2 separate regions of the Homo sapiens genome follow, and region 1 is linked to region 2. A link is a loop called in an ENCODE intact Hi-C map of the cell type or tissue named here. Cell type or tissue: MCF 10A. All regions are shown on one strand. Each heading gives the region's core, and the rest is flanking DNA. Links, peaks and the distances in the headings are about the cores only.

Region 1 (8,648 bases), core at 2,789-5,288, 880 kb after region 2:
TAGTATATTGATCTTTTAATTTATTCATCCTTATCCTATGATTTTAAGAATTTAGTTGAATGTAACCTTTTCTATTGTCATTCCAGCTGAGTGAAGAAGCTCAGTTGAAGCAGCTCAATTATTTTATGATAAAAATAATAGAAGAAATGCTTTAATGTAATAGATGATCAAAACCAGTGAATGTTACAGTAAGTCAGTGGTGAGAATTCAGATGAGAATGAGATCAAATTTTATGGTGGGGGTCAAAAGTAGCAGTGATGGGTAAGATAAATTGGGTTTTTGAGAGATTAAGTGCAGCTTTTGTCATATCTGGACAGAATACAAGTCAATATCCCACCCAGAAGTAGAAGACATATTCTGCTCTGTCTCTAAGGAAAATTATGACCTTTGCTGAGTGATTCACTCCCAAATGGGATACAGAAGGTGCCAAGTAAATAGTCCACCTTTATTTCTGTAGGAATTCTATGTCCCTAAGAGATCTCGTAGAAACAGCCCTCTTCTGTCCAGCCTCTAAAATATCTCAAATTCCTTTCTATTTTGAATGAATTAACTTTAAATTATCCATGGGATATAATCTCTTATATATCCTCTGTCACTCCAGGTGAAAATAAAAGTCTCCTTCATTATCTAAATTATCATCTATGTTTCTACATTATTATCTGTCTTGATGTTTCAATGGTTCATTTAAAATGTTTCAACTGATTTTAACTTCTATTTGTTTTGGTTTAATAGGGAAACTGCATTTATGCTTATTTATCTTTTAAACACTAAAGGCAGATGACATTTTAAAATTCCTTATGGAAATAGAAAGAGTATACTATATATGATAAAATGGACCTCCAGTTGGGTAGGTAATTTCTTCTTCCAGAGTACTTTTCTCCACAGTAAAGGAAAACACTTCTAAGATCCAACAGAAGAGCCTAAAATTTTGACCAGCGCTTTTGATCTTTTATATTCTCACCTCTAGCCTTTATTATCTTCATATTTTCTTTTTTAAATTTTTTACATACCTACAAATGATCTATATTTTTACTACAAAAACAAGCAGCTAAGCATATCCACAGTTTGGCCATTTCTGTATATTTTGAGTAGAGAAAAAGTGAAGAGAAAGAAGTGCTGTTTTTGCTTCTGAAAGTAGCCAGTGACTAATTCTTATGTCTCTCTGTTGTGTGTGCGTTGTAGCGATGCTCCTGTGTTCATTGCATCCCTCAAGCCTTTGTTGATACTTGTTACTTGGGATAGGAGGCGACTCTGCCAAAAATATTTCTCAAAATAGCTTGCATATTTGACATACATGAGAAAACTTTTATAAGCAAGTGAAAACAAACTTTGAAGTCCTGAGATGCTAGATACTTCTATAAAAAGTAATTCTTCATATTTAAAGTTAAATTTCCAAAGCGATTTGTTCATGCATTTTCATATTGCTTATTGTAAATTATATTGTTAAATTAACAAACAGCCAAGCATAAAACTTAAACAAAGAAGTATACCTCTAAGACTTAATGGATAGGGCACATTTACATTAGTTCTTTGTTAGAGTCTGTCTATTGCTTAGTGTTGACCCTCTGCCCATGGCAAACACCACGGAGTAGACTATTTCAGCACCAGGAATGACTTTGTGATATCTCTCTCTATCAGCTTTGGCAATATGTTAAGAGGCTAAAAAGGATCTGAGAAAAAAGTTTAGAAGTTGCAGCCCCTGGCAAAATTCATTAAAAGGCATGGCACAGAAGTTGAAAAGCTCATCATAGAACTACAGTCAGCATTAACACTGCAGGGCTCCAGTACTTTCCCAGAAAATGCGACACCTCCAGGCATTCTTTGATTTTAGATTGCCAGCCAAAGCAAAGCACCAAAAGCCAGAAAGAGCAAGAAAAATTGATCTTCTGTCAGCAACCAAAACGACCTATAATCTTGTTCTACTTGAAAATTGTTAGTAAGTTGCAAAAAGGCTTGGGAAAAAGGAATTTGGTGGAAACTTCTTTCCTGAAATTCTTCCAAGATCCTAATTGTTCATCAAATATCCAAGAAATATGTACCCAGGGATGCTTAGGAAAAATATTAACAAATTATACTTAATGTTTACAGTGGAAGAGATACTAAACCAAGCACTTTAAGGGCATAACTCTATTTAATTCTCACACCAACTCCACAAGGTAGGTACTACTATTTCTCAAATTTTACAAATGTTTGAATTGAAGTGAAATGAAGTTAAGTGACTAGCTCAAGAGTATATAGTAGACTATAGAGGTGGGACTCAAGATGCAATACACTTCCTTCCTAACTACTGTAAAATACTGCCTCAAAATAACATAGAAATAAAACAATCCAAACCTTTATGTCTCCTATGCCAATGAGAGGCTACTCTTCAAATATTTCCTAGAATGATTGTCTATGAAAAAATTAAGTAAGCATTGAAAGAGATTGTTAGACAACAAAACAATAATTTATATTCAATTCCCTTTGCTCAAGAATATCATTAAATCTTTTATATTCTCAATAATCAAATAATTTTTCCATGAATTGTTTATTATTATCCCTTTTCATTTTTCTTCATATATATAAAATAGGCCTTTTCTATTGTTACTCTATTTTCCCTCAAACAGAGAATCCTGGAAAACAGTTCTATTTCTTCTGTATTTTAGAATGAATATAGACTCATTAGGAAATCTTATACTTGTATGTGTGCATACCTATATATTTTTATTTTAGATTCAGGGGGTACATGTGCAGGTTTGCTACATGGATATATTGTATAATGGTGGGGTTTGGGCTTCTAGTGTATCCTTCATCTGAATACTGAACATTGTACACAATAAGTAATTTTCTAACATTCACCTCCCTCTTAACCTCTGCACATTTGGAGTACCCAGTGTCTATTATTTTCTTCTTTATGTTCATATGTACTCATTGTTTAGCTCTCACCTATAAATGAGAATATGCAGTATTTGACTTGCTGTTTCTTATTTTACTCAAGATAATGGCCTCTGGCTTCTTCTATGTTGCTGCAAAGGACATGATATTCATTTTTATGGCTGTATAATATTCCATGGTGTATATGTACCACAATTCTTTTATTCACTCATCCATTGATGGACTGTTAGGTTTATTCTATGACTTTGCTATTGTGAATAATGTGTGATACACATAAAAGTTCAGGTGTCTTTTCTGGCAAAATAATTTCTTTTTTATTGAGTAGATACCCAGTAGTGGGATTGTCGGGTTAAATCGTAGTTCTACTTTTAGTTATTTGAGAAATCTTCATACTCTTTTTCATAGAAAACACTGTATATTTACTAAGCATAACATTGTCTGACCACAGTGCCAAGTAAGGAATCCATTTTTCCCTGCCAGAAGCTTCATAATTCTTCTAAAAGGTAGTAGTAGTTCAATAAAATAGGGACATATTATTCTAAAGTGCTACCGGGAGACAAATGTAAATATTGCACTGGGTAGTCATGCTCAATCAAATGAGCCAGAGCCAAAAAAAAATTATGACACCTCACCTTGGGCTAGGATTTGTAAGAAAATATACAGATATAAAATATATCTATGGAATAATTATTTTCTTATTCATTTCCATTTTTATTTGAGTATTTTACTAATAATAGTCAAAGAATTAACTCATTGTTTGAACTGAATTTTACATGTGTGTTTTACCAGAGTCATTTTTATTATGTAAATTATTTTCTTTTTAAAAAATGTCAGTAATTTAGCCTGTCTCCCTTTGCAAATCTATTTCAAATTTATCAAGGATTTAGAATTCAAAGGAAAAAGTATGTAGGTCATTGCTAAGCCCATTAACAGCAGCATTATCTTGCCACCAAGTGGTAGTTTCTGAATTGCACTGCAGGAGTTTGTGGTATTTTCAAGAGTATATCTTTTATACCATATTTAGTATTTGCTAAAAATCATCAAACCCATTATGAATGTGAAAATAATGGATAATATATGCCTTTCCCAAAGTATTCATATTTGAGAGGTGTTTATAATAAAAAGACTTGGTATTTGTGCTTCCTAATTTCTGGATTGATTCAAACTCCATCAGGTTTCACAGTGTTCAAGATAAACCCAAAATGATTAAGTGTAAATATTCTAAAAGCTTTGTTTAGGACTTTGAATTTTAAGACATGATATCATTTGCTCTCCTTTAATCTTTGCTAAAGGTTGAATTCTGTTAACTAAAAAGATATCTGCAATGATGTAATTAGTTAAGATGAAGTCATATTGGAAGAGGGTGGTCTTCTTATCTAATACAATTAGAGAAGACAGGTATTTGGACACAGACTCACAGAGGGAAGATGATGTGCAGACACATAGGGAGAAGATAGCCATATGAGGGTGGAGGCAGAGATTAGACTAATGCATATACAAGCTGACATCAAGGATTGCCAGCAAATACCAGAAGCTAGAAGCAGCAGAAAAAAGGAGATTCTTCTTTACAGGGTGCAGAGGGCCATGATGACACCTTCGTTTCAGACTTCTAGCCTCCAGACCTGTAATACAATAAATTTCTTTTGTTTTAAACCACTCAGTTTGTGGTAGCTTGTTATGACAGCGCCAGAAAACTAAAATAATTTTCCTTTCAAACTTAAAGTGTTTCTGCTAGATCACTAGTTAGACACTGATGTTGAGAAGACTAAGATTTATGGAACATTTAGACCTATTTGGGCTCCCCCAAAGAGAACCGCCTTTACTAAATTGTTAGTTTATTCCCTGTTACCTGAAGACAAAAATCAACATAGATTCAGAATGTAAATGTCAGGATGGAGCTGAAAGTAAACAAATAAGAATAATAACAGTAAAACAATTGGAGGGACCATCTGTGTTAGCTACTTGGCTTTATCCAAAGGAAAAAATAAAATTTTTCTGTTTTTATTACAAGAGGTAGTTTCGCAATTTATGGCAAGTGGCCACCGCTCAAAGTTAGGCTCCTATACTCACACAGAGACTGAGAGGCGGGTATTACCTTCCTCAATGGTTACATTCCAAATATATGTTTCCTAGGTCCCAAACAAAGACAGTCTTGAGTTTATAAGCTAGTAAGCCTTTTAAAATTATTTACATCTTAAAGTCAGAGAAAGAATTTGCAATTGCAAGCTTATTAACATGAATGCTCTGAGAAAAGGGAGGGGTGAGTCCTCTGGGGTTAGGCTATCTGAATTCTGTAAGGGCTAGGGTGAATGGAAGATCAGGGGCCTATGGGCAGGGGCAGAAAGAAGCCTCTCTAAAGGTTAGTCAAGCTGAGGGAAAGGTTACGGCCCTCTTGGTCAGCCTTTCCCATTAGTTATTTTCAAACCTGATAGAAGGCCTTGGGTAGCATTCTCAAGATCTTCTCCCTCAGTCCAACCTAAAGCCTGTTCTTTTAATCTCCTGAATGGTTGCACTTCAAACTATCCTAGGATTCTCTATCATATGTAAAACTCTTATGCTCTGGCATGGACAACAGCCTCTTCATTCATCCTTCTCATCACTGTAAACATTTTAGAATTTAAGCCTGATTTTGTGATTCCGCTGCTTAGTCTTTCACTAATGCATCATTGTCAAAGGTCAAAAAAAAAAAAAAAATCAACCTTTGAGAAACTTCACTAACTTGGCTAATTGGAAAAGTTTTCCCCACTTCTTGCAAGACGAACGCCATCACCTGTGCAAGAAGAAAACAATTAGGTAGAGACTGACCTGAGAGAATATCACATCTTTTTAATCAAAGCTCAGCTGATAACTAGCTTTGTGACATTGAGCAAGTCACAGAATCTATGGTAAAACAACTAATCAATTAAAATTAAATTAGAGAAGATATCTCCTATTTTCCAGTCCATAGCTTATTTTGGCAAACGGGGCTTGGAAGCACAAATGTTTTCTTCTTTGGTCTTTTGTTTTTGATTAAATTTATCTCCTGCAGGTAGAGGATGTTACAGCACAAGGGAGATTTTTATATAATAATTTCAGGGACTTTATTTCCTTTTTTAAAAAGATTTTTGGGGAAAAAATAAAAGATTCACAAGGTTTTTCCCTTAGGTAGCTTTTCTTGGGTTCTAATTACCTATGCCATTAAAGGTGTTATTTTTATTATTGCCTGTGGGTATTTGTTTGAGAAATTTGATAATAAAATAGAGAAAACAGTAAAGTTTACAACCTTCACTTGTTAATACATTGACCCCGAAAGAACTCTTAGCTCTCTTGGGTAAATTTATTTTAAACTTGTTAATATCGACTTAATATAGCATTTCTCCAGAAATTATTTTAAAATATGTTGGCATAAGTATTTGTCCTTAAGAAGAGTATGTAACGAAGGCAAAATAGTCCTAAAAACTAACTCTGCAGCATATTACTTAGTAAAAAAACATCAAAATTATACATCTATTAGGAGCTCAATTTTATAATCCAATTAAAATAAAATGAAATTTGAAATTTAGAATGCATAAGGACCCTATATGTGTCCCATATTGTGATCGCATAGAACCCTGTCAAAACATTTTTAAATCATTACCAATTATAAATTACAGATGTCTCAGCAATTGTTTAACAAGGAAAATAGCAATTATTTCAATCCTCATATAATGATAGTCTTAAACAGCATTTCCAGGTGCTATTAAGGTCTCTGATATTACAGTAATTTTGAATCCAATATTAAAGAAGTCATTGTGACTTTACAATAACCAAGGGTTTTTTTTTAACTTTCTCAGGACAATTTTAATTTCTTTAATTTCTTTAGTATAGTTTGACTCTAACTTCAGGTTAGAAATGTTTATGAAAAGTATTTTTCATTAAATATAGTTTCTTGTAGGTGTTTTATAAAGATTTAATAGTAAAAATTTTATGGCAGCATCTAAATGTAACTAACTACATTAATTATATCCTGATATATCATATGACAATATCCTCTAGGAATAACTACTAATAAAGGCTGCATTTTATATGTAGACAGCATATTATACAAAATATACTCATTTTTCTATTTTAATATATGACAGATTTTATTCTATTAGTAGAACAGAAGTGAAAATTATGCTAGACAATTACAAAGGAATTGAGGAAAATTGAGGAAATTTCCTCAAATTTCCTTGTGGAAGATTACGTCGAAAATTAGGGTAACCTTTTTCTCATATTTTACCAAGCAATTATTTGATATAAACATCAATTTCCTAAACAAATTTAAGGTGAAAAAAATAGCATTTAAAGGTAAACTATAACAAAAACTATGTAAAGTTAGTATATGAATTATATGTTGTAAAGTCTTACTGATTTGTGACAAGTAGACTGGGGATTTGGCTTTGAATATCCAAGCAGCAATGAAAAGATTGGAACATAATCAATGGTAAACAACCCATTTCTCAGAGGAAGCAACACTGTTGCTAGAACAGACACCATTTAAACTCTCATGGTAATTCTATGGAATAATTGCTGATAATGTCTCCTTTTAAAAGATAAGGGAACTACAAATCAAAAAGATTAGGTAATTTTCCCAGGGTCCCACAGTTGGTAAATGGTAAAACCAGAATAATAAACTTAGAAGTTCCTATTTGTTTTTATCACTGTGTGGTACTGGCATTAAAACATCACTACTTCCTGACTTATGATGGCATAAAGCTAAAGCACTGTTACTGAATGGGAGAAACACCGTTTATCGGGAGCAAGTATAATTAGACATATAATTAATTAAACATTTTATTAAATACTTATCTTTATCAACCTCTGAATTGGTCCTGTAAAAACAGTGAGGAACAAGCTATTTTGGGGTTTGGAGAAGTTGTTGGGGAGTACCTATCAGTACATACAATGTCTCTGCAAGAATTTTTCAAGTGAGTTACAAAATAGCACTCTTTATCAGTGTAAATTAACTGAAAGGGCAAATGATTTGGTAAAGAGTAGAACATAGACCCTACCAGTTCATTCTCTCTTATATGGGCACTTTGCAGTACACGAAGTGCAAAATCCTTCTCAATAGTCCTGAGATAGACATAATCATTGCTCACACAGAGTTCAAAGGCTGAGAGGAAAAAGAATGCATCTAAATGGAGATTTTAGAAAAAGAAAATAATTCACCATGGGAATGTGAAGATAGATGAAGTGAGGAGGGGAACAAAACAGGTAATTGATATGACATTATTTTAAAGAAAATAGAAATGCCGTGAAATATTGGCTTCTACATTCTAGTACTTAGTATGACAAGGATTGCCATCCAAAGCAAAATATTATATTGTCCATGAAACATTAGTGAGGCAATAAGCAAAAAACAAAACAAAAACAAACCATAAAGAAGCTGAGAAGTATATCATATTCTCATTATACTAATAAAACACATATAAGCACATTCAACATGGTAATTTAAAAAGTTGAAACAGCTGAAATAAGTAAGTGCTGAATAAAATTCAGTGTACATTATAGTATCACAAGAGTTGATTCCCTTTGTGGGAATTATTAATGCATGTTGAGGTAAGAAGCCAGATAATAATTTGATGTCTTCATTTTCTCTCATGGAAAGGTATGTCCCCCAAATAAGGAGATTTCTCTGGGTGCCATCATGAGAGAGATTTGGACTCTTTGAACAGTATGAGGCCCTTAGAGGACAGTAGGTATGGCTAATTAATTCCTCAAAACAAATGTGCAAAGCTATTTTATCTAACCATAGATAGTCTTGCTGTCCT
Region 2 (8,648 bases), core at 3,603-6,102:
TTGAAAGAACTATATATTCTAACATATTCTAAACAAAAGATTGAGATAAAGGAAAATTATAAAAAAAAAAGTGGAAATACATTGCACATTTTTATTGTTTCAAATAATTTAAATATGATTAGATATGTGTAATGAGTCTCAAATATTTTCTAACACCAAATATTTAAATCAATTACACAAAACATATTGGTGGAAGGAGGAGAGAGTGGCCGGGAGGTGAATAGGTTGGAGAGTAAGAAAGTAAAATACATTAAACTGCCTTGTTGAGGAAGCATCCAACTGGAAAGGAAGATTTGTTTTTGAAATGTTCCTATCATAGTTGAAAAGCATATGCTGTATTATATTATAAAGTATATTTGGAAAATACATTTTACCAAAAATGTTAATAAGGGTATGTAGTAACACAAAAGGTCAGATTGTCGAATCTGATTCCCAGAGACCCTGGTTCAAAATTGGAATTCATTTCAAATTGGATTCGACATGCAAGGTTCATTCAAACCAATTCATGTGGAGCCATCACTTATAAAGGGTACCATTTGAGTATGGAGCATATTTATTTTATATTCCATTGCTTATAAAGCTTACATTATTTTCATTCATTTTCCATCCAACCATCATAAACCCCTATACATTTATGAATCGAAGTTTTGTTTTGCTTTGTTGTGTTTACAATAAGTGGCCTAGAGAGAACAGGTATCTCGTGCTCACAATTCATAGGCAAGATACATGCATGAGTATTTTTCTAGTAAGCATTCTAAGTATTTTTAGAAAAGGTCTGGTTATTAATATGTTTAAAAGGGATTTGACTGAGTCACTTTTTACTCCTCAGCTGTCCCTGTTCAAAAGAAAGATTACAAGCCCATTCCAGTTCTTTTCTTGCCATCATAAAATTTTAAACTAACAATGGGAACAAAAGGAATACATTGAAACTTAAAAAGAAAAAGGAAATAAATACATAATGGTAAATCAATTAAATAAATATTTATGTTATTGCATTAATCATTAATGAAATTAATTATGAAAATATTAACAAATAGCTATGTATAGGTCAAGCAGAAAATGTTAGTAATCAAGATTATGCAAATAAAAAATTAACAAACTGAATACATATTTATACAAAATTTAAAAAGTGCATTGTTGTGTTTCCTGTATTAGTCCGTTCTCACACTGCTACACTGCTATAAAGAACTGCCAAAGACTGGGTAATTTGCAAAGAAAAGAGGTTTAATTAACTGACAGTTCCACATGGCTGGGGAAGCCTCGGGAAACTTACCATCATAGCAGAAGGGGAAGCAGGCACTTCTTACATGGCGGCAGGTGTGAGACAGAGAGAGAGAGTGCAAAAAGGAGGAAGAATCCCTTATAAAACCATCAGATCTCGTGAGAACTCACTCACTATCATGATAACAGCATGGGGGAATTCGCCCCCATGATCCAGTCACCTCTCTCCAGGTCCCTCCCCCAACATGTGGGGATTACAATTCAGATTAAAATTTGAGATAAGATTTGGCTGGGGACACAGCCAAACCATATCATGTACATAAAAACCTTTAATTAATTTGACAATACAGACACAAAGAAGTTTCAATAAACTTTAAAGAATAATATCAGTAAAACGCATGCTATTTTTGAAAACAATATTTTAACCAAATTAGAAATTATATATGTATATATATATAATACACGTTTATTTTTTTTTAATTTTTAAATGAAGCTCAATATTATTTAGGCATAGAAAGGGAATCACACTAGAAATTTTTATAAATTTAAAACTGAGGCCAGGCATGGTGGCTCACACCTGCATCCCAGCACTTTGGGAGACCGAGGAAGGCAGATCAAGAGGTCAAGAGTTTGAGACCAGTCTGACCAACATGGTGAAACCCCGTCTCTACTAAGAATACAAAAATTTGCTGGGTGTGGTGGCGCACAACTGTAATCCCAGCTACTTGGAAGGCTGAGACAAGAGAATGGCTTGAACCCAGGAGGGGGACGTTGCAGTGAACTGAGATCGCGCCACTGCACTCCAGTCTCGGCGGAAGAGTGAGACTCCGTCTCAAAAAAAAAAAATTAAAACTGAATGGTATTAATACTATGTGTCAAAGCAGGTGGAATAAAGCTAGAGTAGTAATTAGAGATATTACTGATAATTTAAATTTATTTTTATAAATTCTATATTAAAATAAAGGTATAGTATATTCTACAGAGGAAGTCAATAAAAGTACAACAAGATAAATCTGAATTAACTAGCTGAGGTGTAAAAAAGATATAAAAATTAGGACAGAAATCATGAAATTGAAAAAATACGAGAGTTTGAGAGAGAGTTAAAAAAAAACCCTCTTTAAAAAATGCAAGAAACTTATTTCCAGTAATATTTTTAAATAAAAAATGTAAAAGAAAAATAATATTAGGAAGAACAAAGGGAACATCCTTTTGTTTCTTAACAATTTTTTGCTAATGAATAACTTGAGCTTTTTTTCTTTTAGATTGTTATTTTGCTAATAGTCATAGATTTTAGATATAATAACCAATTTATAAATATTCAAGGATAGTATATTTCATAAACATAACTGTAGGTTTATAATAACATATTTGTTCTGTGATATGTTTCTTCTCCTACCCACTAATACAAAATGAATGAAAAGAATACAAAGCATAGTACTTTTAAATCAATGTTATCATTTAAGTGTAAAAACATAAGTTGTGAGGTCAAGTTATTGTAACATTCTCTTTGTACATTTTAATGAAAATTTAAATTGGTGAAGAGTTTGCTGATGTGTTTAAGTGTCTAAGAAGATGAAGATAAGAAAGAGAAAACTGGTAAATAAAATAATACAACCCTCAATATATCCAAATGATTTGTGAATTTTTAGTATACTAAAAACCACAAAGTTAGCAGTTTATTTCTTTGTAATTATTTTTGTTTCTTCTCTTCTGCATCACATGAAAATTTTCAGTATATCTGAAAATATTACAGATTCTGTGGGCTCTCAATTGGAGGCCTTCACATAAATTTGACACTTTGACACAGTGCCATTTATCGTTAAACATTGTGTCATTTTTCAGTCAGTCTTTGTGACTGTGTTCATGTCTCAACCAATTTGAATAAATTTTTCATAATGTCACTTCTAAGATTATAGTCAACATTTTAATAATTCTAAGATATGTCAGTTGTATGTATTTAGCCATTCTGTCAAAACCATTTATTTTCCTTCTTTCATCTTCAATTTTAATTTTAAGTTCAGAAGCACATGTGCAGAATATGCAGGTTTGTTACATAGGTAAATATGTGTCATAGTGGTTTGTTGCACATATTATCCCATCACCTAGGTATTAAGCCCAGCATCCATTAGGTATTCTTCCTGATTCTTCCCCTCCCCCTCCCCCTACCCCATGGGGCCCAGTATGAGTTGTTCCCCACCATGTGTCCACGTGTTCTCATCATTCCGCCCCGACTTATAAGCGATACCATGTGGTGTTTGGTTTCTATTTTATGTCTGCATAGTATTCCATGGTGTATATGTACTACATTTTCTATATCCAGTCTATCATTGATGGACATTTGAGTTGATTCTATGTCTTTGCTATTGTGACTAGTGTGGCAGTGAACATACATGTGCATGTATCTTCAAATAGAATGATTTATATTCCTTTAGGTATATACCCAGTAAGGAGATTGCTGGGTCATATGATATATCTGCCTCTAGATCTCTGAGAAATTGCCACATTGTCTTACAAAGCAGTTGAACTAATTTACACTCCAACCAAAAGTGTGAAATTGTGCTTTTTCTCCACAACCTAGCCAGCGTCTATTGTTTTTTGACTTTTTAATAATCATCATTCTGCCTGGCATGATATTGTATCTCATCGTGGTTTTGATTTGCATTTCTCTAATTATCAGTGATGCTGAGATTTTTTTTCATATGTTTGTTAGCCAAATGCATGTCTTCTTTTGAGAAGTGTCTGTTCATGTTCTTTGCCCACTTTATAATGGAGTTAGTTGTTTTCTTTTTCTTGTAACTTTATTTAAGTTTCTTGTAGACTCTGGATATTAGACCTTTGTCAGATGTATAGATTGAAAAATCCTTTAAAAAACCAAATATACTCTTTGTCTGGATTACATAATAATACATGTTTAACTTTCTTTCTCCTCTACTTTTATTTTTTATCTGATTTTCTAAATACTAAATATAGCAATATTTTGAAATCAAAGATCTTACATCGCTCCATATTGTTAAAGAAATTTAGATATCACTTTAAAATAGTGGGTGAATATGTTAATCTATTTGATGCCAAGAGAAATCATAAGTACTGTTTGATACTTATGTTATTGAGTTTACCTTCTCTTTTTATTAGCAATGGATATTAGCATGTCTTAATTATTTTACATTGATAAAAATGCACATTGGATCTTACCAAAACATTCATGAGAAGTTTCACTGTCAATAAGTATTCACAACTCTTCCTTTTCCTAATCTACATACTTTTACAGCCTTTGCAGGGCATTTATTATTAATAAACTTACTTGCTAATGTGTGGAAGAATAAATTTTTCCATGAGACTGACTTACTGGATTCAGGCACTCCTGTTTCTTATTTAAACATACTGAGTCTTTTCAATAGTGTGGCAATAAAAAAGAAAATAGATCATTATACCAAAAAGATATATGCACTCATATGTTCATTGTGGTGCCATTCACAATACCAAGGATATGACATCAACCTAAGTGCTTATAGTGCTTATCAATGGTGGGTCAGACAAAGGTAACATGGCCCATATACACCATGCAATACTACCCAGCCATAAAAAGAATGATATATTCTTTGCCACAACATAGATGGAGCTGGAGGCCAAGTCCTAAGCAAATTAACTTAGAGACAGAAAACTAAATATTGTATGCTCTCACTTTTAAGTGGGAACTAAACATTGAGCACATATGAACATAAACATAGGAACAATAAGTACTGCAGCCTACTAGAGTAGGGAAGGACAGAGTGGGGTGTGTGTTGAAAAGCTATCTATCTGGTGAGCTATGCTCACCACCAGGGTGCAATATACTCATGTAACAAACCTGGCCATGTATACTTTATATCTAATATAAAAGTTGAAATTTAAAAAAATACTGAATCAGTTTATGAAACACAAAGACTCATATGACCCACATGTAGTGGGCTACCTCATACTCTCTTATAATCCCATTAGCTGCAATGTGAATTTTCTATATGTTTTCTTTCAATCTGTATTTGTTAATTTCACTTTGATAGTTATTTCCTCAAATACTAGAAAAATCATGTTATTAAATACTAGATGAATTATGATTTGGAAAACAAAGCGTGTTTCCAATAAATCATAAATCATTATGGAAATATTTAGAAAAGCTTCAAAAAGTCTATCAAATCAGCATTACTTGTCATGTATTCAATAGAAAAATAAACTAAAAATATAAGAATTCAATACTGAAAACATTTTGTAGGCATACTGAATCTCTTGGTCATTTCTAAAGAAATAGAAAAAATTCAAATAGTAGAACATTCATTGTACATGTGTTTTCTGCGAGTATTTTTCCAGAGAACTATTATTTTGTGATCTATATTTAAAGGCCTTTTTTGCTTATAACAATCTTGGTGAAAAAAGTCCATTTGTATATTTTTAAATCAAAATAATAAAGTTTTATATGAACCTTTAAAACATATTTTATTATCAGTTGCAATGTCATCAGACACCAACAATATTTATAAAATTGCAAGGAAATCTAGTTTGTTAGGGTCTTTCCATTATTTATTTTGTTCATTATATAAGAAATTTTGTGCTTCAGTTTTATTTTAGATTCATAGGTAATATACCAGGTATCTATCTGTTTTTATCTTGTAAAAACACATGGCTTCTCATTTTAGGTTAGGAAATCTATTGAACAAATTTTGTACCATTCTTCCTAAGCTATATTATTGCTGAATGGATTTTTAAGCAACACGAATTAAGGAACTCATTTATGCAAATTTTTCTCAGCCTATCTTAAATAGATCAACCAAGCAGACTACTCATTACAAGACCATTAGTTAAAGAGAAGCTAGTTCATATGGGTGTTATAGACCAATACGTAAAAAAATATGCAAATGATAAGCAAACAAACAAGCAAAAGCATTGTAAATAGCAGGCATGAAATTAAGCAACTCCCCATTCTTCTAGCCAAGGCTCTAGTGCAAGAAATCTTCAACATCTGTATATACAGTCCCTAGATGAAAGTGGCTGCTATTTTATTTAGGACAAAGAAACATGACTACTTCAAAGCTTTGATTTCCAAGTATTTTGCTTACTCTTCATGGTGGAAATCAATGTGATTTGAATTTGCTCTTAAAATGTCACTTGAGCAGGCTAGATGTATGCTGTAAAGGTCTTACTGTCTGAACTCATGCCACAACTTCATGTTCTTGTCCGTCAAGTACTGGTCTCCTTACACATCTCTCTAAGCTAGATTTTTTTTTTTAATTTTCCTTTAAGTTCCAGCATACATGGGCAGAACGTGCAGGTATTTTACATAGGTATATGTGCACCATGGTGGTTTGCTGCACCTATTGAATTGTCCTCTAAGCTCCCTCCCCTCACTCCCCCACACCCTCTAACAGGCCCTGGTGTGTGCTGTTCCCCTCCCTGTGTCAATGTGTTCTCATTGTTCAATTTCCACTTAGGTGAGAACATATGGTGTTTGGTTTCCTGTTCTAGTTTTAGTTTGCTAATGATGTTGGCTTCCAGCTTCATCCATGTCTCTGCAAAGGACATGATCCCATTACTTTTTATGGCTGCATAGATTCCATGGTGTATATATACCACATTTTCTTTATCCAATCTATCATTTATGAGCATTTGGGTTGGTTACATGACTTGGCTGTTGTAAATAGTGCTGCATAAATATACACGTGCATGTGTCTTTATAGTAGAATAATTTATATTCCTTTGGGTATTGTATTAGTCCATTTTTAAGCTGCTGATAAAAACATACCAGAGATTCGGCAATTTACAAAAGAAAGACTTTAATGGACTTGTAGTTTCATGTGGCTGTGGAGGCCTCACAATCATGGCAGAAGGTGAAAGGCATGTGTCACATGGCAGTAGACAAGAGAAGAGAGCTTGTGCAGGAAAACTTCGCTTTTGAAAATGATCAGCTGTCATGACACTTATTCACTACCACAAGAACAACAGAAGAAAGACCTGCCCCCATGATTCAATTACCTCCTACTGAGTCCCTCCCACAACACATGGAAATTCAAGATGAGATTTGGGTGGGGAGAGAGCCAGACCATATCATTCCACCCCTGGTCTCTCCCAAATCTCATGCCCTCACATTTCAAAACCAATCATGCCACCCCAACAGTCCCCCAAAGTCTTAACTCATTTCATCACTAACTCAAAAGTCCACAATTCAAAGTCTCATCCAAGACAGGGCAAGTCTATTTTGCCTATGAGCACGTAAAATCAAAAGCAAGTTAGTTACTTCCTAGATTCAATGGTGGTATAGGCATTGGGTAAATATAGCCATTTCAAATGTGAGAAATTGGCCAAAACAAAGGGATTACAGGCCCCAAGCAAGTCTGAAATCCAGCAGGGCAGGCAAATCTTAAAGAACAAATGATTTCCTTTTATTGCATGTCTCACATTTGGGTCATGCTGATGCAAGTGGTGGGTTCCCATTGTCTTGGGCAGCTCCACCTCTGTGACTTTGAAGGATATAGCCCCTCCTGGCTGATTTCACAAGCTGGCATGGAGTGTCTGTGGCTTTTCCAGGTGCACGGTGCAAGCTGTTGGTGGATCTGCCGTATTCTGGGAGCTGGAAAATGGTGGCCCTCTTCTCACAGCTCCACTAGTCAGTGTCCCAGTAGGGACTCTGCATGGGGGCTTCAACCCCACATTTCCCTTTAACACTCCCTAACAAAGGTTCTTCATGAGGGCCTCACCCCTGCAGCCAATTTCTGCCTGGGCATCCAGCCATTACCATACATCATCTGAAAATCTAGGCAGAGGTTCCCAAATCTCAATTTTTGACTTCTGTGCACTCTCAGGTTCAACACCACATGGAAGCTGCCAAGGCTTGGGGCTTGCATCCTGTGAAGCCATGGCCCAAGCTCTACATTGGCCCCTTTCAGCCATGGCTGGAGTGGCTGGGATGCAGGGCACCAAGTCCCCAATCTGCACACAGCACAGGGACCCTGGGCCCAGCCAAGGATACTATTTTTTCCTCCAAGGCCTCCAGGTCTGTAATGGGAGGGGCTGCTGTGAAGATTTTCGACATGCCCTAGAGACATTTTCCCTATCATCTTGGGAAGATTCCGCTCCTCGTTACTTATGCAAATTTCTGCAGCCAGCTTAAATTTCTCCTTGGAAAATGAGATTTTCTTTTCTATTGTATTGTCAGGCTGCACATTTTCTGAACTTCTATGCTCTATTTCCCTTTTAAAACTGAATGCCTTTAACAACACACAAGTCACCTCTTGAGTGCTTTGCTCTTTAGAAATTTCTTCTGCCAGATAGCCTAATAATCTCTCTCAAGTTCAAAGTTATACAGATCTCTAGGGCAGTGTCAAAATGCTGCCAGTCTCTTCACTAAAACATAACAAGAGTCACCTTTGCTCTAGTTCCCAACAAGTTCCTCATCTCCA

Evidence for each region. Peaks named below come from ENCODE experiments on the same cell type or tissue, not always from the same donor. Only the 100,000 strongest peaks of a DNase experiment are listed, where the experiment ranks them.
Region 1: it touches region 2 in a loop (12-fold over the local background); 2 of 110 quality-filtered maps call a loop at or near these places.

What each region holds. Positions count from the first base shown.
Region 1 is chr14:43,791,989-43,800,636 of GRCh38, forward strand. No RefSeq gene overlaps it. Among named protein-coding and RNA genes, the nearest start is that of LINC02307, 590 kb to the right of the region's middle. In MCF 10A, for the core only: a CTCF peak has its summit at 3,825 (motif pointing left); no DNase peak of the experiment used is centred there.
Region 2 is chr14:42,906,820-42,915,467 of GRCh38, forward strand. No RefSeq gene overlaps it. Among named protein-coding and RNA genes, the nearest start is that of LRFN5, 1.3 Mb to the left of the region's middle. In MCF 10A, for the core only: a CTCF peak has its summit at 5,095; no DNase peak of the experiment used is centred there.